2 separate regions of the Homo sapiens genome follow, and region 2 is linked to region 1. A link is a loop called in an ENCODE intact Hi-C map of the cell type or tissue named here. Cell type or tissue: Calu3. All regions are shown on one strand. Each heading gives the region's core, and the rest is flanking DNA. Links, peaks and the distances in the headings are about the cores only. Region 1 has its middle 37 kb from the start of PF4. Region 2 overlaps CXCL5 (C-X-C motif chemokine ligand 5).

Region 1 (11,335 bases), core at 1,398-9,397:
TGGAGCACTTTGTGTTTGGATCTCTCATTACCGCACAGTCCGTGAGCGTTCTCCTTTGCTCAAAATGGCTCCTTAGGCTCTCATCAGTTGTTTCAAAGCTCAACCCTCCAATGAAGAGCTTCCTCAGCTGTTCGGGTTCTTTAGGAGACTCTGACTTAGATGTAACAGCAGGGAGAAGAGAGACTTTAATGCTGCTTCTTTGGTGGCATCCACAGGCTGATTTAGGAGTTAATGGCAGTTATTGTTGAATTTGTCAAAAAGATTGTGATTAGGTTTTCAAATACAGGTATCTATTTTAAGAATGTTGACCCAATACCAGATTGATAATAGATTTAATAGATTTAATTTGTAATGAATTCTAGACTCTTTAAATTCCAAGATTATCAGATTCTCAGGTTTGTTTCAAATAACTTACTGCATAACCATAATCTTCCAGCTGCTCTAAGGACAATACAAATTTTTAAATCACATTAAATACTCCGTTAGAACTACCTTGTATCTCCCTTCTCAAAAATAATTACTTATTCTGACAGGTACTGATAACCAAAATGAGTGACTGAGGCAAATATCTCAATCAATCAAGATTTATGAAGCCAGCTTTAGGACACTGATATGTTAATAGTTTGGATACTTGTCCCCCCAGATCTCATGTTGAAATGCAATCCCCAGTGTTGGAGGTGGGGCCTGGTGGGAGTAGTAGTTTGGGTCATTGGGGTAGATTCTTCATGGCTTGGTGCTTTTCTCACAAAAGTGAGTGAGTTGTCCTGAGATTTTGCTGTTTAAAAGTGTGTGGTATCTTCTCACTTGCTCTCTTTCTTGCTCCCACTCTCACCATGAGGTATGTTGGGTCCCCCTTTGCCTTCTACCATGATTGTAAGCTTCCTGAGGCTCATGATTGTAAGCTTCCTGAGGCTTCCTCACCAAAAGTAGATGCCAGCATCACACTTCTTGTGTAATCATCATCGTGAGCTAATTTAATGTCTTTTCTTTATAAATTACCCAGTCTCTGATATTTCTTTATAACAATGCAAGAATGGTGCACAAGGTGTGGTCAGGAAAAACACACATGACAAACATCTGAAGACGTTTTTAGGAGGTTTAGTATTTATACATTTCCTTAAACGGGGGAAGGCATGTAGGAAGAAGGGCAGGTAGGCAGTATGGCAAATTGTTACATTATTGTGAGACTTTAGTTAGTGCCCAGTAAATCTACATTTTACTTAAGATAAGGGGAATGTTTGAAGAAAAAAAATAGAGTAAAGGAAGAATCAATTATGCAAACATCTCTGGGGAGGTGGGGGAAAGATCAATCTCCTCTTGTCTTTGTTCTTCATCTGGGAACATAATCTTGTAATCTGCTCAGTGTGGAATCTGTGGACTTGAAACAGACTTTAGTTTCAGACCTGAGACCTTTTACCTTTCTGTGGAGATCTGGCTAATGCATTATGTTAGCAACAGTTATTCACTTGGAAGAAGGTGTTGCATGACTCAGCTTCCAGGCTTAACTTTCATTTTGGCATAAGGAGTTTGGGGGTCTTGAGATTTTTAAAAAATTTTCCTTCATGACACTATAAACTGTGCTAATAATAACCATTTGCAGAGTATTGCTTTGTATCAGTACTATTCTATATACTTTTTGTGAATTAACTTGAAACCTTACAACAACCCAACAAGGGTTATTTTTATTTTACAGATGAGGAAATTCAAACTCAGAGGAGGTAAGTCATTTGGCAAGGTCACAAGATGTGGTAGAGATTTTTATTCCACACTTATTCCATGCTTATTCCGAGCATGTTTGGCTATGATGTCCATAACTTTCCTCTGGTCCACACAGCAGTGGTTATAGTGAAGGGTCAGAGAAGAATCCTGAGAAGCAGAAGGAAACTGTGGTTCTAGAATATGCACAAAGACAACTATGCCTGGTGGTTCATGTCATCATTTTTTGCAAAACTCCTGGACTAATGTTCAAAATCTTGATTCTCTTTCTTGTTTTGTATTTGAATAGTTCTGTCAGGGAGTAGATTAGGTGGACTTGTATTTGTTTCTTGCCCACAGAGCAGACTTCTATGTGCTCTGACTTGCTGCTATGAGACCAGGTCCATTTAATCTGTTTATCACTCCCCAGATCATCATATGTTTCCCCATCAGACTATTGAAAGCAAAAGGCACAACCCAGTCACCTGTCACTATCAATCTTAAGGCAGAGGATAAAATATTTCCACAGGGATACCATACACTCAGCTAAAGATAAGGCCCCTGATGTGGGCTTGCGGACTTAGAATTGGTATAGCCACATAAGCCTTTGTCTCGGTCTTCATGGGAAATCTAGTACAAATGAACTCCTGTCTTATAACTTTGATATTCCAGCAGAGGAAACATTGCCCAAACTGGCTATTGCAGAAGCTCCATCTCTGTATCTCTCACATCCCACCAGTTTCTGGAAATCTCTAACAGGAGATTTCAGGATAATTCTCAAATAAGGAATCGTAATAACAGAGTGGGGTCATCCATCATTCCTCTTTTTCTCTTGTAGTTTATTTGCCCCAAAAGTCTCAGGTACTGTTGACATTGTTGTCTGCCTCTCAAAGTCACAGGTCATGCTGTGTCACACTGTTCTAAGACTGATCTTTGAATACAGAGAACATCTGTTTTCTGCCCTCATCATCTGGTGACCATTCCCTCAAATAACCCTATCTGCCACCCGCTACCTTGATGACCTAAATGGAGGTCTGCTTGCACTCCAAATTTTCACAGAGAATTTAATGTGGTACTCACTTTTGCTATTACGACTTGCTCCAATAATACATTGATATAAATGACAGTGGGCTAGAGTACCAAAGATAAACATTGATCCAGGGACCCTCTCAAAGTTTTCCACCCAGACCTTCCTCTTGTTCTTCTGGTCATTCATGCCTTCCCTCCAGTTATGTAATGAATCTTTTTTGGTTTGGTTTGAAGCTCTCCAGTGTGGAGAAAATACCTAAGTCTTCTTTTCTTTAATTCAGAAACATTAACAATAGTTGCATTTATTGAAAACTAGCCAGAGGTGGTACCATTTTAGTTCCTCCCACAATTTCAGATTTCTTTTCTATAATATGTACATGTCTTTTTAGCCTACAAAATGTGCTTCGAAGACTGACTTTCAAAACCTTGTGGTAGGTTGAATAATGGCCCACTAAAGATGTCATTGTCCTAATCCCAAGAACCAGTAAATTCATCGCCTTATATTGTAAAAAGGACTTTGCAGAAATGATGAAATTAAGAATCTTGAGATGAGAATTTTATCCCCAATTATCCTGAGTGGGCCAGATATCATCACAATGTTGTTATAGAAAAGATGCAGGAGGAGTCAGAGTTAGACAGAAGGCAATGTGACAGAACAAAGGGACAGAAAGAAAGATGTGAAGAACCTAAGCAATGGAGATGTAGGGAGATGCAGAAAGGGAGCTATAAGGCAAGGAATGCAGATAGCCTTCGGAAGCTGGAAAGGTAAAAGAAACACATTCTCCCCTAGGGTCTCCAGAACAAACCAGCCTGTGGACACTGACTTTAGCTCAGTGAAACTGATTTTTGTCTCCTGGTCTCCCAAACAGTAAGATAATAAATTTATATTGTTTTTAGGTACTAAATTTGTGGTAATTTGTTCCAGCAGCATTAGGAAACTAATACACTGCCCCCATCTTCAATCAAACTGCTCCCTCTTTGTTCCAGAAATTCCAAAGCCACTACCAACTCTCAGGCACTGCTTAGCTCTTTGCATAAATGATTATAATGCATAAGTTTAGTAACAACTACAAAAAGGTGTAGCATTTTTAATACAATGAGAAAATAAAGTTTAATCAAGAAACTTAACCTCAAGATCACACAAGAGATGTTACAGCTGGACTCTATTCCCTGATCCATCTAATTATTCACAGCCTATGTTCTTAATCACCATATGAACTGAGTGCATCTTCTTTCTTCTTTCCATACATCATTAATGAAGTCCATGTTTGGTTTTTAACCACATTTTAAAATTTAAAATTTACACAGAGGGGATTCTGGATCCCAGGCAGATTTCCTACTAAATACCTCTCATTAAGTGTGTTCAGCTTCCTGCTTGCCTTGGGCCTCCCCCCTGAGTTGATGCAGTGAAAGTCACATCTATTGTCTCACACACTGGGACACACACTCCATAGGGTAAGGACAGGAAAAGATGATTCCTTCTGCTTGTAAAGGAGAAGGAAGAATTTGTCCCACTACCCTCCTGAAAGGGTCTTCATGGAAACACAATGAGCTAGAGCCCTAACTCCAACTCTTTGGGATGTAAATACCTTTCCCCTGGAACCTAAGAGCCCTCTGGTCTTCAATTTATGTGTCCTACTGATGTCTTTAGGTTCTGTGGGCTTCATCTCTTTTGATATGTAAATAATTAGGAAGATAGCATTCCACTCTCCCCAGCACCTTAGGGCTTAACCTAGGGACCAAGTCCTGGATGTAACCTTTGGGCTTTCTTGGGGGAGATTAGATATATTTTATTATTCTTTTGGATCCAGCCACTAATTAGAAAAATGACTACAGATTTAATTCTCATGGTCTGAGAAAAGAAAAAGTCACGGGGAGGGACTTATATGACTTCGGTTTGGGTGCAGTGGGGTCCAGGGGACTTCACGTTCACACTTCGGATATTCTTGGGGTGAATTCCCTGCAGGGTCTGCAAGCACTGGCAAGGCAGTTCATGGGCCACCCATACTCCTAGGGAAGAAGAGACTCGCTGGGTGAGCGGGACTGTTGGCGCGGGGTGCTACCCCAGCCGTGTCCCGCTCCGGAGACCCCAGGGCGCCGGGACCCATCTGCCGCTCGCCGGCCGGAGGCTACCAGGAGCAGGAGCAGCAGCGCCGCCCGCAGTAGCCGGGGAGCGCGGGGGACAGCGGGGGGCGCGGCGCAGTTCACCGGGCTCAGAAGGCAGGTCGGGCGGCGGTGCGAGGAGCGGGAGAGCTGGCAGGGAGGTGCCTGCAGCCCAGGCTCTGTGGCTCCCCAAGATCGGTGAACCCTTTTTATGCATGATTGGGGCTGAAAAGTCTGGAACCCCCGGGCCAGGGAAATTCTCGGAGCTCCAGGTCTATCCCGAGTACTGAAGAAAAGGGCTGGCCCCACCCCCGGGGTGGGTGGGTGGTGGGCGGTGGCTGGTTACCCACTGGTGCAGCCTCCCCGGCTCGCCTTCCAGAGTAACTCCCGTCGACTGTGGGATATTCGCTTTCTACCCCAAATCCCTGGAAGGTCATTGAGTCCACCTCGCTGGAAATACCGCCTGCGGGGAAGGACTTTGGGCATGGGGCCATCCCAGTGCGTGGGACGGGGAGGAGAGTTAAGAGCTGGGGCGGATCCCTGAGAACCACAACAGGGGAGGCGCGAACTCTTTAAAAGAGTGATAACTACTTAGTTAATAGAGTTGGGATGGGGGATTTAAGAGGAATTAAGGAGGGCTTAGAAGGCTAGATTTTGCTTAGCTGGCTATCTTCTAGATATCATATTCTCTATCTAACCTCTCTCTGTCTCTTCTGTCTCTGCTTTTCGGTTTAGCATATTTCACATATATCTGAAATCAATGCTCCCTGTAAAAATACAGCAGCCATCATGTCAGATTCCAGAGAAGAATGTTCTGCTTGCTCCTTGTGTTGCGTATTCTCTAATCACACATAGAATATCTTGTTTACGTTTTCCATTTGGTGGCAACAGATTATCAGTGTCAAAAGCTGAATCCAGTGTTAGTTTCAGTGGAAGCCCAGGCTGTAACATGACCTCTTTTTTTCCTATCCTGCATAACTTCCTTCCCTCTGAAATACTGGGACTTCCGAAATTCCCTAGAGATCTCCTTCTCCCCGTACGAGAGGTTCAGATTTGATATGACATAATGAGATTGGCTATCACTCTGAAGCTGGGCACTGGCTGTCACTCCCATATGTCACAGATTTGATCTATGACATGAGGGACTTGCTGGGTCCAGCAGCCTCATGGCCTATTTCTGGTTCTCTGTCTTTCAACGGCACAGCACATGACACTGGGGAGTGGGTACCTGGTGTGCAAGCACTCTTCCCACTGAAACAGCAGATATCCATTCAGATGAAATAGGAACACCAGGTCCCACATAGAGTCACATTCCATTTACTATCAGACTTTCTGGTATTTGATGTTGGACCTGCTTTCTCTGGAAACATAGGCATTGTGGCTTTCTGATCGTGAATTTCAGCCTTTTAACCCGACGCCTCTATCACTTTTTCTACAGCTTTAGAGAATTTATTTTGATTCATCATTAGGTTTTAGAGGGTTTTAGTGTGAATCTCCAAGTCAGTTTCAGACCTCTCTGAGACATGGAGTAAAACAGAGAGAAGAGAGGAGAAAGGAATGGCCTCTGCCTAGAGTGCAGAGCTCTAGGCAGCCCAGTTCAAGGCATAAGAGCCCTTACCCCTAGCCAAACACAGGGCAATACAACTTGGCTGCCTGCATTTAGTTGCACAGCATCACCTGCAGATTGTTTAACCTCTTTGTGCTAAGCCCAAGGTAGTTATGAGAAGTGAGTCAACATTTGTAAGAGCCATCATGGATTAAGTGCCTTATCAACGTTTTTTAAATAAATAAAATGGAAATAGCTTTTCCCAATGTTGCCTAAACAGAAAATCAACCTGCTATGAATTCTTCTATAAAGAAAAAAAAGGATCTAATAAAAAGGTTCACTCCCTAATTTTTTTTTACATTTAAAATTTTCTGTATCCCTACTGCCACCCAACTGTACTTAACTATACACAACACCATATAGAGCAGTGTGAGCCCTTAAGAAATCAAAGCAGGTCCTAGAATGAAGACTGTTCATATAAACGCAATCTCAGTGTCCAAAATGTCCTCATAGCTACTGGTGCTCACAGGTACCTGTGCTGTCATTACAGTAATCCTGGTCAAGGGGTGGAAAGGTGTGCTAGAATGTTGTGTTGCTTTAAAACAGATCCTATCGTTAGTATTTCTGCTCCAATCTTTTTCATTTATTTCCTTTCTCACATTTTCCTGATTACTTAAATTCCATGGCAGAAAGGATACAAGAAAAGCCTTGGCCCAATGGAGGACAAAATACAAAGTGCCCCAAATGTCTTCATCCATTTCAAGCTATAATAAATGCTGCAAACTTCTAAATTAAAAAAAAAGCAAAACACACACATACACACACACACACACAAACCTGAGGCTGCTCTGCCTATGGAACAGCCGTTCTTTCGTTTCTTTATTTCTCTAATACACTTGCTTTCACTTAAAAGATAAATTACAAAATAAACTCAGGAATTTACAAAAAATTAACATGAAATTAAATTTTCCATATCTGACTTTCAGAAAGGAAAATACATCTGTACTTTACTAGGGGATGCACTTAGATGGGAGGGGGGTCATTTTTTACTATTGAGACAGATCCTTAATTTATTTTTCAGCCCCAGTTTTAAACACTTCATCTGTAAAAAGAAGTTTAAATATAAAGTCTCCATCTTATTTATTGTGAAAGATGTACAAAATCCATGACTGTATTAAAAAATACTTGAGCATGAGCCTAAGAGAAAAACCAAGAGAATTAAAGGGAAATTCAAATTTGTATTGGGGGTAGGAAATGACATATAACCTAAAGGTTATAAAGTATGTGACTAGCTCATGAATGATTGAAAGGCTGTGTGATTACCCCTTTTATTGTTACTCTTTTTGGGGGATTTGATGATAAACTGGCCTAGAAATATGAAAGTGATTCTTTAAAATTTGAAAAATGTAAATGTATTGTTTTGTTTTCTAATGGTAGTTGTAATACATGTTCATTTTATAAAGTTTACCATAGTCAGCAAGGCATGAAGAGGTTTTTTTTTTCTCTCTAATCTCTCTTCACGTTTCTCTATGAAACCTACTTTAATGGGTCACTGAAAATTTGCTTGTTTTTCTTCAATAAACATAGGAGTTAATAGCACATCATAGGTTTACATACTCCCATTCTGGATTATGTACTCTGCAGGAAAGCTGTAAAATCTCATCCCTGTTTGTCTCCAATGAGTCTGGTTCATACTAAGCACTCTACAAATATTTGTTGAAATAATGGATAAATAAATGGCTTTGGGCCACTGTTTTAGAATCAAAGTGTCCTGAGGTGAGTACATATGGAAATTGCCCTTGAAGGACAGCAGCATTTCCTTAGTATTTTTTTGCCTATTTCAACTCTCAGTACTGAATAAAACCTCTCAGTAGACCTAAGATGATACAGCTGGACCAGAGCCAGAGTTTAAATTTTAGAGTAAGAGCTAAGGAAAAGTATCTTACCTGGGACAGCTCATTTCAGAATATGAACCTTGGCTTAGATATCTTTGAAGCTAATTTCTGCCAAGTCCAAAGAACACACATGGGACCTGCAAAGGCATTCAGAGCCAGATTACCTGAGCTGCTTAAGTCTGGAACAGAAAAGGAGAAATGTCAGAAATAAAGCAAGAGAGTTTGTCACAGATGGAGCTGGAGTATCGGTGCTTGGCCTTTATGGATCATCTGTCTCATGGCGGATGGTAGGAGCCAGCTAATTCAAGGTTCATCATCTAGACAGAAAGTGAGTAAATAATAGCTACACTTCCGACACATTTTTAAATTAATCTATGTGTATAAGGCACAGTGATAAGTTTAGTAGAGAAGGTAAAGTTGGATAGAGTCCAGCTTCTAATGCAAAATTCTTATTTAGCCTGTCTACTTTCTTTGGCCGTGCTAGATTATTTATTTTTCGGTTTCTGGCATGATAATCTGATGATATGATCAGTCTACAAATACTTAAAATCATTCAGATATTATTGAGAATCATTCAATATATTAGATTTTGTCAGTTTTTTGGGGGGGTAAGGGGTGGTTATTGGCTTTTAAAAGCATTTTTGTATGTTGTTTTGCCTCTCCATTTTCCTAAGATCCTTTTCCGAACTATTTGGAGCTGATTATTAATTAAATAAATGATACTATGATCACATAATGTAAAAAAAAAAAATCTGAAATACAGGATTGCCAAAATTGCAAAAGAGTAAGGAAATGAGGAAACTTCTCTTGGAAATAATTACATAAGAAATTTGTTTTGGAGATTAAAACATTATTATGACTTTGGCATTCTGGAAACAACATTTAGGAAGTTGAGAGATGAATATATAAACCACAAATGAAAAAATAGCATACATAGCATAAAAACACAGACTTCAGCTAAGAAAAGTTTGAATAATCACAAAAACTTGATTTAAATATCATGCCATAGTATTTTCAATGTTCCGTATCCTCTACTTTTTCAGTCAGAAATATTTTTGGTTTAATTTTTTTTTCTTTCTGGGCTGTGTCCATATATTCAGAAGAGACATCTGAACAATACTGATTTCAGAGGGATGGTTCTGCTGGTGTGTGACTGAGCTAGTTCATTGACTGACATTTTTGAAGTAGTTAAGGATACTAAAGAAATATGAGATTTAATTACATATTGTGGAAATTATGGTGAAAGTGGAGAAACAAGAACTTGGTTGTGTGTAATATATCATCTGTATGACGCACATTAGAGTAAATATCTATTATCATATAAGATTGAGTGAGCATATATTGTAGCATCTGTGTATGATTGGACTATGTGGATGGACAGATGAGGGGAACTCTTAACAGAGTCCGTAATAGTTACAAATGTGACTGTAATGAAACGCCAAACAAATCACCTATGAGACAAATGGCATGAGCATGTCATAATGTCTATAAATAACTTGGCAAGATCTGTGAGCCTAGCATGGTCAGGAGTTGGGAAAACAGTATTTTTAATGTTCAACCAACTTTGTGTTGGCTGAATGCCTTATCCTCAACACTAAACTGCCATTATTACATTGTATTGCTAACTACAGTATTATTCCTCTTCATGTAGTTAATATTTGACCAATATTTTTTAACGTCTATTCTATTAGGCATTTTTCTGAAATATAGAATTATGAGATGGAGTAGGCTTGGCCCTTATTTTAAAGGAGAAAGGGAGAGGCCAGAGATCAAATATCCCGGTTCCTCTGTAGCTGATATCTCCGGAAGATAAGCAGCCCAGACTTGAGTTTCTAGATGGATACAACCAGGTGCATGTCCAAGGCACAGAGGAGGGTATTTATAACCCATGGTAACATTAAATGCAGTGCCTTCTCCTGGTTGAGCAGGGCAACAGTCATCTGTGGCTCCAGGCATCCACACACTATCGTTAGTGTAGATTTCTGCAGGAGCATCTATCCAGGTGAGAGGTCGAATAAGTGGAGGAAAAGGCACATAAGCCCAGTAAGAATAATTTTGTGTAGCAGGTAAATCAGTGTGGGAGGAAACTGGAGAGACAGAAAGTATAAGGAGGAGAATCATTAAATAAAACCCATAGTAAGCGAGATTGAGTGCTGAAGGAGGAAGAGAAGAACAGAGGGATGTTACTTTCAGGCTAATAGAAATGGTGAGATTTTCAGGTTTGTAAAGAGAAAAAGAAAGGTAATCAGGAGAAGTGGGATTAGTTAGATGGGTCTCCATTGCCACCAGGGAGGATTGAATCAGACCCATTGTGATTTGGTGTGCCTGCTTCTGAGGAGTTGGCACAGATCTCACCACGTCTGAGGGCAGTTTCTGACACGGACATCTTTTCCCTGTGGTTTTTGACAATCTCCTGGTGAAACACAAGCATATCCTCTTTCCCACATTAAGTAGAATCAGAGACAATATTTAAAGGTTTGGGGAAATCCTCTAAGGCAGTAATTACAGCAATTAACTCTGCCTTTTGAGCAGAGGTATAAGAGGTAGAAATAAGCTTGTCTGTAGGACCTACATAACCAGCATTGCCATTACTGGAGCCATCAGTGAACACTGTAACAGCCTCAGGAATAGGCTGATCTATGGTTAATCGAGGGACCACCCAATACGTCATTTTTATAAAATCAAACAATTTGTTCTTTGGATAATGATTGTCAATAACACCAATGAAATCAGCCAAGTGAATTTGCCACAGTACGGAATGTTGAAAGGCGGCTTGAACTTCGAGCCAATTTAAAGGAACTACAATTAAATTCCATTCAAATCTGGAAATTTTAAGTATTATACACCATGCCTGTCCAATTAGAGTAGCCTTTTGGTCCAGATAAACAGACAAAGTTTTTGACACAGAATGAGGAAGAAAACACCACTCCACTAAGTCATTATGTTGAACTATTCGTCCTGTAGGGGAGTGTAATGAAGCGAAAACCAGAAGCTGAAAAGGCTGAAACGGCTGTACTCTAGATAACTGGGTGGTCTGGATTCTTTCCTCTACGAATTTCAGTTCTAG
Region 2 (9,551 bases), core at 1,552-9,551, 49 kb after region 1:
TTAGGAGCACCTGAAGGCACAAACATGTGGCCCTTGAAAGAGAAAGTTATCTTTGCTTGCCAAAGAAAGCAAATGTTCTTTTCATGAATGTTGATAAATATTGGGATTGGTTTGGAGCATGTAAGTAAAATAAGAGCCAATTACCGTCAAAGGTTGTCTTTGGATTTTAGCTTATTGGATTCTTTCTGCCTTCAATCTATATTATCTTTTGTAATTTCATCTAGAAACTACAAATGAAACTCATCCTCCTTTATATTACAAAAGAAGCTACTTGTTTCTACCACCTAAGAATACCTAAAAAGTAGGACCCAGCATATTTATTTTTCTTTTTATTTTTAATTTAACAGAAAAATTATATAATTTATTGCAAAAGATTCGTATGCTGCAGATGTCTTTGAAATAAAACACAAATTTCTCTTCATCATTTCTCCACATTCCTACTATTCAGTGGTAAACACTGGTAACAATTTTGCATTAGTTTTCAATTCTGTCTGCACTTATATGCACACATGTATATGTATACAATGAGACACGTTTAAGACATAGAGGTACACATATACATAGAAGTATTGTATATGGATCACTATACAGCTGACTTTTATCCTTCAAAAAATATGTGTTCCTTATCTTTTCAGGTCATCTTAATGTAGTTTTCCCCCATTCTTCTTAATGACCATGTGACGTCCTGTGATAAGAACAATAGTTACTCAACCTTGCCTTGTTGGTGCCCTTCACGGTGTTTCCAATTTTGCACTATTAGAAATTGTGCAAGAAATGTCCTTACCAAGGAAAATATTTGTTCCTGAATTCTCAGACCCAAATTAAAGGTTTTGGTCTGAAATGCTATATCCCTACAAAGATAGAGAGGTGGACCTACACATTACATGTTGGCTTTATGTTATTTTCTGGTTCTCTGTCCCATCTGTAAGACTTCCTTCCTCAATTGAACCATGCACTTTTGTAGGGAGTGGCATGTCCTGTGTTTGTTTGAATGTCTCATGTATCCTATAACATGTAGGATACTTCAATATAAAGTAGGTCTTAAATAATTAATAAATCAATGAATACGTATCACATGAAAGCTTCCCTATCCTTTCTAATCACCTACAATTCCAGGCCAAACTCGACAGGACCCAAAGCAACTATGCTATTTAAATTTATTTGGAAGATTGTCAATAAAGAAGAGGCAGATGTAAGTGGCACTGGCAACAAGTTTTCTTCCTTTTACAACTATGTATAAGTCTCACAGAATATTATTTAAATTTTCCATATTCTTTTCTTACTTTTCATATCCTTAAATTTTAGAAGAAATGCTTAAAATACTAAATGTTCAAAATTACTCTCTATCAAAAAGATGAATATAGTAATTTTTTAAATCATGTTTTTGTTTTCAAGCCAATTTTCCCTATTGTTTAATAGTTATCTACTATGTCTACTCAAGTTCTCAGGTCCTGTTTTTAAATGCGATAACCTACAGACCACATTTGACAGTTTACTTTAGAAGTAAGCAGACTTCCAAATTAACTCGCCCTGGAAAGGTTTCGTGACTTGATGGTGACATTCTATCTCTGAGTAAAGTATTTTATTACGAGTTCCTCAAATGATTGATGTACTAATTACTGTAGAACCTACTGACACTAAATAGGACAATGATTTATTTCTAAGTTTAGCTGAAACAAAAAGTTTTATTGATTGTTTTGTATGTAGACATTTAGCCTGTATGCTGTAATCTGTAGCTAATGATTTTAACTTCGGTATTGTACCCTCCAATGAAAAAGAAGACAACTCTGGTATGAGGAGTTTTTCTGCCTTATTTTAAGCTTTTCTATTATATAAAGCCCTTGTAACTTGTGAAAGACTCTAGAACACCCCCAACTTTGTGGATGTGTCTTCCCAGGTCTGTCTTCCCAGTTGGCTTTCAATAAACATGTATAAAATTATTTCTGCCTCACTAGCCTTAGTTTCAGTTGATGAATGTATTTCTTATTTTTCTCCACCTCATTTATTGTTTTCTTTAAATTAGAGTTTAGCAGTAGAGCATATTTAATTGGAATGATTTTTCTCCCTGTCACAACATAGAAATTTCTAGTCTTAAGCAAGCTTAAAGGAAGGGTGTAAGCTGAGAGTTCGGAGTCTTCTGAGAGTTGAGATGTGGAGTTAATTGCAGAGATAAGCTCAGCAGGACACAAAATGAGGGGAGCAGACTTCTTTCTCTTTCCTCCTGTGGGGTGACTTTATAGCTTTTCTTCATTATTGAGATTGAGATATTGTGAATTCGCAAGTCATATACATTTTCAAACATAAGATCAAAGCCATTTCCAGAACAAGATATAAAGGTTTTTTTTTTAACACTATTCATAGTATATTTCATTTTCTGTTCAACACCAAAATACATTGCTGAAAATGTTTATTGGCTTCACTGGACACCTTTTTTCCCCCTACTTAACGTTATCCAGATTTCTTTCCTCGTTCATTAGTAAGATTTCCTAAAAGTTCCTAATCGTTTTAAGAAAACTGTATGAAAAGTTTTCTGAAGTAATGATGCTTTTGAGTGAGTTGATACCAGGAAAAAGGTAGGCTCTTTCCTACCAGGAAACCAACTGGTGGGTTAATACCAGGAAAGAGGTGACTCCAGTATCATGGAGTCATTGTCTTAATCAACAAATGTGGCTTGTCACGAAAGACACATCGTCGGCAAAATTCGTGAGGAAGTAGTAACAGATTTCTTGAGTCATCAAAATTTCTTAAGGATATCAGTCAGCATTTGATATAAAACAATATTTTGCTAGTTTTTATTAACTCAAAAAATATTGATTAAGCATCAGTTGATTAAGCCTGAACTTCCTAACAGGTTTTACGAAGTTCTCTTTGCATGACTTGGTCATTTAATTATTTATTTTTTAAAAGTCAGGCCTAAAATATTTGTGGAAAGCAATGGGATATGAAAAATACTCTACTCTTGCTGCTATGATGACAACTGCTGCTGTTAATTGCTGTTACTGTCATTTGCATCATTCCCTTCCATTTCCACGTTGAGAAACACAGTAAAGATGATGATAAACTGAGTGTACAAAACTGGTTAAAAGATGTTTTTAAAAACTTATTCAGTTAAAAGCATACTGTTATGCAAAATTATTGTTTAAATAAATGCTAGAATTAGAGAAGAGTTATTTTGTTCCTTGTTTTTAAAATAACTTGACAGCCTTTTTATTAATCTTACATTGTCATTGTGGGTTTGTATATGTGTGTGTTGGGGGGTGCTAAGTTATTTTAGCTCTTTTTTCTTTAAGTCATCTTATAAATAGCAGAGTCATGAAGGAAGCAAGCAAATTATCTAAGACTCAAAGCACATTTTATGTTAGCTATTTTAAAAGAAAATATCTAGAGACATTGGAGGACCACTATCTATAAAATTAAGGCATAAATGACTTCTCTGCCTCACACAGAACATTTTTAACGCACATTTCCCAAATCCTTCTTTCAAGTATGAAGGAAATAGACTAGCACAAGCAAATCAATCATAAAAGCAATTAGTACCAAAAATGCTAAGGATAGTACAATGTTGAGTCTGTTCATTAAAGTATCTTAATCAATAAATTTAAAATACTAGCCATCAAAAGTTTTTCTGTAAGGGCTGAAACCAAATGTGCTTACTGTATAACTATGAGTTGACAAGAATTGTTCAGATGTGAATTGAGGTTTTACTGTCTACTGCCCAGAGGTGAAGCATGGGGTGAAAATGGGAGGACAGTGGGGAGGGTGAAGAAGTTGAGGGGAAGTATCTTTCTGGGCGCTATTATATACAATACTTCAAAGTTTTGCCAGACTCAGAATTTGTGTTTTAAATTATGTTGATTAATATCATTTGTTAAATCTCAAATATATGAAAGTTACCTAGTTTCCTTACATGCTCATTCATTAAGGAAATTCTAACATAATGTTCTAGAGCATTGTTAACAAGTACCATTAATCCTCTTTTGTTGTGTAATAAGTCGACCTCATTGTTAGTGGCTTAAAATATTAATTTATTGTTTCTGATAATTCTGTATGTTAGCGTGAGTTTCTTCTGCTAAGCTCACTTGAGTGCAGTCAAGAGCAGCTGAAATGGCTGAAATAAAGAGTGGGACAATAGGGTGACAATAGTCAATAATAACTTAATTGTACATTTTAAAATAACTCATAAAGAATGTAACTGGATTGTTCGTAACCCAAAGGATAAATGCTTGAGGGGATGGATACCTAATTCTCAATATGCTTATTTCACATTGCATGCCTGTATCAAAACAGCTCATGTACCCCATACATATATACAGCTACTATGTACCCACAACATTTTCTTAAGAATAAGAAAAATAATAAAATAATTTAAAACAACATTTTAATGGCTTAATTCACATGAGAGGTTGTTGGTGTTGGCTGCTGGTTGTGATTTCTACTGGGGCACCTGCGTTCTTCTCCTACTCTTTTAAATATAATTATTTAACTTCTCACTAATAAGCAGAAATGAGGAATGGCGGGAGAGAAGGAGAGTAGGCAAGGGAAGGGGAGGGAAGAGAAGAAGAAGGAAAAGGAGAGAAGGAAGAAAATAGAAAGGAAAAAACAGGCAAGTCATAGTCCCTTCCAACACCCTCCTCCTCTCATCCTTGTCTCCTCTAGTCTTCTCTTTTCTAGTTCTTCCCCTCACCTCTTCTCCCCTTTCTTCCACTCTTCTTACTGGAAAATATTTGTTCTGTGGGAAAACTGAGTATATTTGCAGCAGAAAACCTTAACTTAGACTGAAAGTTCCTCATCTTTATAATTTCCAGATCATAAGGATCCTACAAAGATAATAGGCATGTAACAGGATTATCGATTAATATCAATAAATTAATATTTGATTGATGAATACTTATACAAAGGAAAATACATCATATATTTTGATAGGTACTATGTAATTGACAGAAAATATACAGAGAGTATATTGTTTCCAGAGCTTCTTTAAAAGACTCTGGTGGCTTATGCCTGTAATCCCAGCACTTTGGGAGGATGAGGCGGGCAGATCATGAGGTCAAGAGATCAAGACCATCCTGGCCAACATGGTGAAACCCCATCTCTGCTAAAACTACAAAAATATTAGCTGGGCAGGGTGGCACGCACCTGTAGTCCCTGCTACTCTGGAGGCCGAGGCAAGAGAATCACTTGATCCTGGGAGGCAGAGGTTGCAGTGAGCCAAGATCATGCCACTGCACTCCAGCCTGGGCGACAGTGAGACTTGGTCTCAAAAAAAAAAAAAAAAAAAAAAAAAGACTCATAGCCTATTCTAATATATACAAGTACATGCCAATATAAACATGTATAATGTAATCCAACTGGAGTGTGAATGTATGTACATACATACTAATATGATTAATCTTCTTTCTTTCCTTTTCTTGTGTTTCATAAAAGAGCAATTTCATATAAATACCTATTCTTAGGTATTTATATAGTAAATTTGAGGGACAAGGGAAGTTGAAGTACTGATCAAGATTGGGATGAGACAGAACCTCATTTGTCATTTAGATAGGGAAATGTTAAGTATAACCTAAGAATATGTATTTAAATGAAATTGCTCTTTTAATTTTAGAGTGACAAGGGGACTTGTTTAGCCAAAATCACTTGCTTTTTGAATACCTAGTATGTGCTAGGCACTGTCCTAGGAACTGAGATGAAGTTGATAAGCATTGTCCCCGCCCTCATGAGGCTTACATGAAGCTAGAACAGAGAGACCTTAAACGGATGACAATAAACACACAGGCTCAATAAACTCTACAGTAACTTCGGTGAGAAAACTTCATGAAGGAAAAGTACAGAATGCTATGAGAGGGTATAAAAGGGTCCTCCTCAAAGGTAGGAGTAAGGGTTGGAGAGGTTTCCTCAAGAAAGTAAAAGGCAAGCTATTCCAGAAGGAAGGATGGTAGCTACCCTGGTAAAAGTGAGGGGAGGTATTATAGATTGAGAGGATTGTGCATGCCAAACTCCTTGTTGGACTACTGCTAGACAAGGAGAAAAGAGGGTAAACAAGTTATAATTTAATTAAAACCGAGCAGGGTGGCTCATGCCTGTAATCCCAACACTTTGGAGGCTGAGGCGGGCTGATGACCTGAGATCAGGATTTCAAGACCACCCTGGCCAACATGGTGAAATCCCATCTCTACAAAAATACAAAAACTAGCTGGGCATGCTGGTAGGTGCCTGTACTCCCAGGTACTCGGGAGGCTGAGGCGGGAGAGTCGCTTGAAACTGGGAGGCAGAGGTTGCAGTGAGCTGAGGTCATGTCATTGGAGTCCAGCCTGGGCAACAGAGCAAGACTCGGTCTCAAAAAAAAAAAAAATGACATCTACCATGAACCAGGTTATTGAATTTAGAACAGTATCTGACAGCCTGAAGATCAGGATAACTTGTTAATTCATTAATTCATGCATTAATGCTACATTGGGGATGCAGCGGTAGATATAATATGGTTAATGTTCTGGGAGAGCTAGAGTGGATGAAGAAACCTATAAACAAATAAGAGCAATGCAGTTTTTTTGTTGTAATTCAGATAATGAGATGTCATGAGAATATCAAATCGGAAGCCATGAGCTCTGCCAAGGAGCTGGTATTACTTGAGCTGAGTTCTTAAGGATGAATAAGCCTCTTCTTATATGCAGGTAGTGGCCCTAGCAAATCCAAAGTCATGGGCCTAGGAAAGAACATGCCCAGTTAGGGAACTGAACACCTGACTATAGTGAATTTGAGGGACAAGGGAAGTTAAAGTGCTGATCAGGAATGGGATGAGACAGAAAGAAGGTCATCTGTCATGCTTAGAAACCTTTATTTTATGTTTAGGAAACAATTTAGATAGGGAAGAATTTAGATAGGGAAATATTTGTGTTTTCTAAAGACCCCAGAAGCCATTGGTGCTGTGAAGGGATAACTAGAAGGGAACTGAACTTGGAGAAAGGTTGAGCCAAGGAAATGGTATTGGGGAATGAGGGCCTTCTCTGCCAGTCAGAGAGGAGCAGAGTTAGTGTTTTAAATTACATAGAATTAAAGATAAGTAAAATGTATTGTAACAGTATAGGAAGGAGAAACAATATGAGTGAAGTTTAGAAATCTTTTAATGTTTATTCAAAGGACAAAATAAAGACTATGAACCAATGAGACACATAGTAAAAAAGTACAATTTTAATATAGTGAATGTAATATATATGTAATTACTCATAACAAAATGGTCAAAACCTTTAAAAGATACACAATAGGCATCTAAAAAGCTCAGCAATGCTAAATATATAATATATATTATATATAAATATATAATATATAAATACATACGTTTTTACCAAGAAATGTTTTATTTTTCTTGCAGTAGCTTTGTTAATTGCACAAAATTATGTTTTGTTTTTGCCATTTAAATATTATCACAGAATCCTATTCTGAAAGACAAATGTTCATTAAAAACAAAGCAAAAATAGAAATTCACAACCATTAATTACCTAGGTTTGTCATTTAAAGGTTTAAAGAAAAAAAGGGAGGAGCTTTCCTACAAGCCTTTTCACAAGTGTCACATTTTCTCTTTAAAAGGGAAGGATTTCCAAACAAAGGTGAAATAGCTTAAACAGAAATATTTGTAAAAATAAACTTTACAGCATTATCAAGGATATTAAGACAACACTGACTAACCGGTTTCATTACCGCATCTTCCCCCACCCCCAACCCCAGTGTGTCCCACCAGGACTAGAACAGGCTTTACATTCAGACAGAAATGCTTCAAAATCCCAGTGAAATGAACTGTGCTAAAAACCCGACAGGCATCTTCCCTGCCCTCCCCGCTCCCGCTCGTCTTCTGCAATCCTCTAACCCAGGTTCTACTCTGTGAAAGGGGCCAAAGCTGTGAGTGGGGAGGGAACTTGCCCCAGCGTGGCCACCTTATATATAATTATATATTCTACCATAAATGCTGGCCTTCTTCAAATTATGATTTTGGAAAATCTAACCCATACAGAGGGATAAAAAATTGACATCCCTTGGACAACTTCTCCTTGTTTTTTTTTGTTTTGTTTTGTTTTTAACATTCCAAGCTCTCTCTGGTCCCCTATCCAAGGAGAAATGCTAGGGCCTCGAGGATGTCGCTATATATTTTTATAACTAAATGATAAATTTATATTCAAATTGTTTGAATACGTTTCCAAAACTTTCAGAGTACAAGTCATTGTTAAGTTTGCCTTTACTTTAAAAACTAAAAGAATACATTTCTATATAAACTAGCAGTCAGGAATTTGCCTGTTTTCTAGCTTCTTCATCTATCTAAAATATATATTTAGCTACCAGAATTATGGTACTCCTAATAAAATACTTAATAAATAGCATATAAAATCAAAGTTTAAAAGTAAATGATGGCAGTTTGCCATACTAAAAAGATAAAGAATGTCTAAAATTATAGGAAGATAAGATATTAGCCCTCATAGAACTTAAACTTTTAGAAATTCTGAATAAGGAAATATATTCTACATAGATAAGGTGTGAAACACTCAGCTTTCTAAAGTGAAATAATTAAATAGTATCCCACAATCAAGAGTAAGGAAATTCTCTAACATATTCCCCAAGAAACATTAAAATATTTCCTATTTCTTATAAAAGTGAAGATAACAGTGTATTTCCATCAACAGAATTCTTATGAAACATCATTTCCACATTAAATCCACAGCCTTCTCAGTTAATATCTTAAGGAATATTTCTTGGAAATATAATAGTCACCTACAATTCAAGACACTTTGAAAGATTAACAGCCAGTGATTCCTGGCTCACACTATAGTCAATTGCCAAAACTTCAATAGCATAGCAGATAAAATAACAGCAAATAGCAGAGGTACTATGCTAAACACTTCATTAGCTGAGCTGAAAGCTTAAGCGGCAAACATAGGTTTTCCTCACACTCTTCAAAGTGAGGAATCCAGGAAGAAAGCTAACTACTGGAAAAACAAATAAACAAACAACAACAAAATCTTTCCTTCTTGTCTTCCCTGGGTTCAGAGACCTCCAGAAAACTTCTCTGCTGAAGACTGGGAAACTTTTCCATGCGTGCTCATTTCTCTTAATCAGTTTTCCTTGTTTCCACTGTTGAGAAAAATGTTATATTAGTTTAACCATTTTTCACACTCCTTTCTACTCCACCCTTGTCAAAACTCAGCGTTTATGATGTTTGGTAAAAAAGGAGAATACAAAAATCAATAAAAGCAATGGGTAAACAAAAAACATAACTTAGTGACAAGCTGTGTGTAATTGCTCAAGTAATTACATGTAAGATTGGTATATTTTCCCAGGACAATCCAGAAAAACTTTCCCAATTCAACAACCTTTTAATTCTAAACATGAAAAGTGTTACTTAAATCGTACAGAGAATAAAGACCTTGTGAAGTCTATGGTCTCCCTAGATCAGATTTAGAAACCACAAAGATCAAAGTGACAAGTACCCGTCCAAAATTTTCTGGATGACTTTCTTTAGAAAAGGGGCTTCTGGATCAAGACAAATTTCCTTCCCGTTCTTCAGGGAG

Evidence for each region. Peaks named below come from ENCODE experiments on the same cell type or tissue, not always from the same donor. Only the 100,000 strongest peaks of a DNase experiment are listed, where the experiment ranks them.
Region 2: a loop joins it to region 1, with 3 times the contacts of the local background. A loop is called at or near these places in 2 of 110 quality-filtered maps.

What each region holds. Positions count from the first base shown.
Region 1 is chr4:73,939,402-73,950,736 of GRCh38, forward strand. It overlaps the pseudogene HNRNPA1P55 and the pseudogene CXCL1P1. Among named protein-coding and RNA genes, the nearest start is that of PF4, 37 kb to the right of the region's middle. In Calu3, for the core only: no CTCF peak of the experiment used is centred there; a DNase peak (open chromatin) is centred at 4,900.
Region 2 is chr4:73,988,542-73,998,092 of GRCh38, forward strand. CXCL5 (C-X-C motif chemokine ligand 5) reads right to left here. Exons shown (of 4, transcript NM_002994.5): 3 at 9,471-9,551; 4 at 7,101-9,114. The coding sequence ends at 9,096. Among named protein-coding and RNA genes, the nearest start is that of PPBP, 5.1 kb to the left of the region's middle. In Calu3, for the core only: no CTCF peak of the experiment used is centred there; DNase peaks (open chromatin) are centred at 6,250 and 7,780.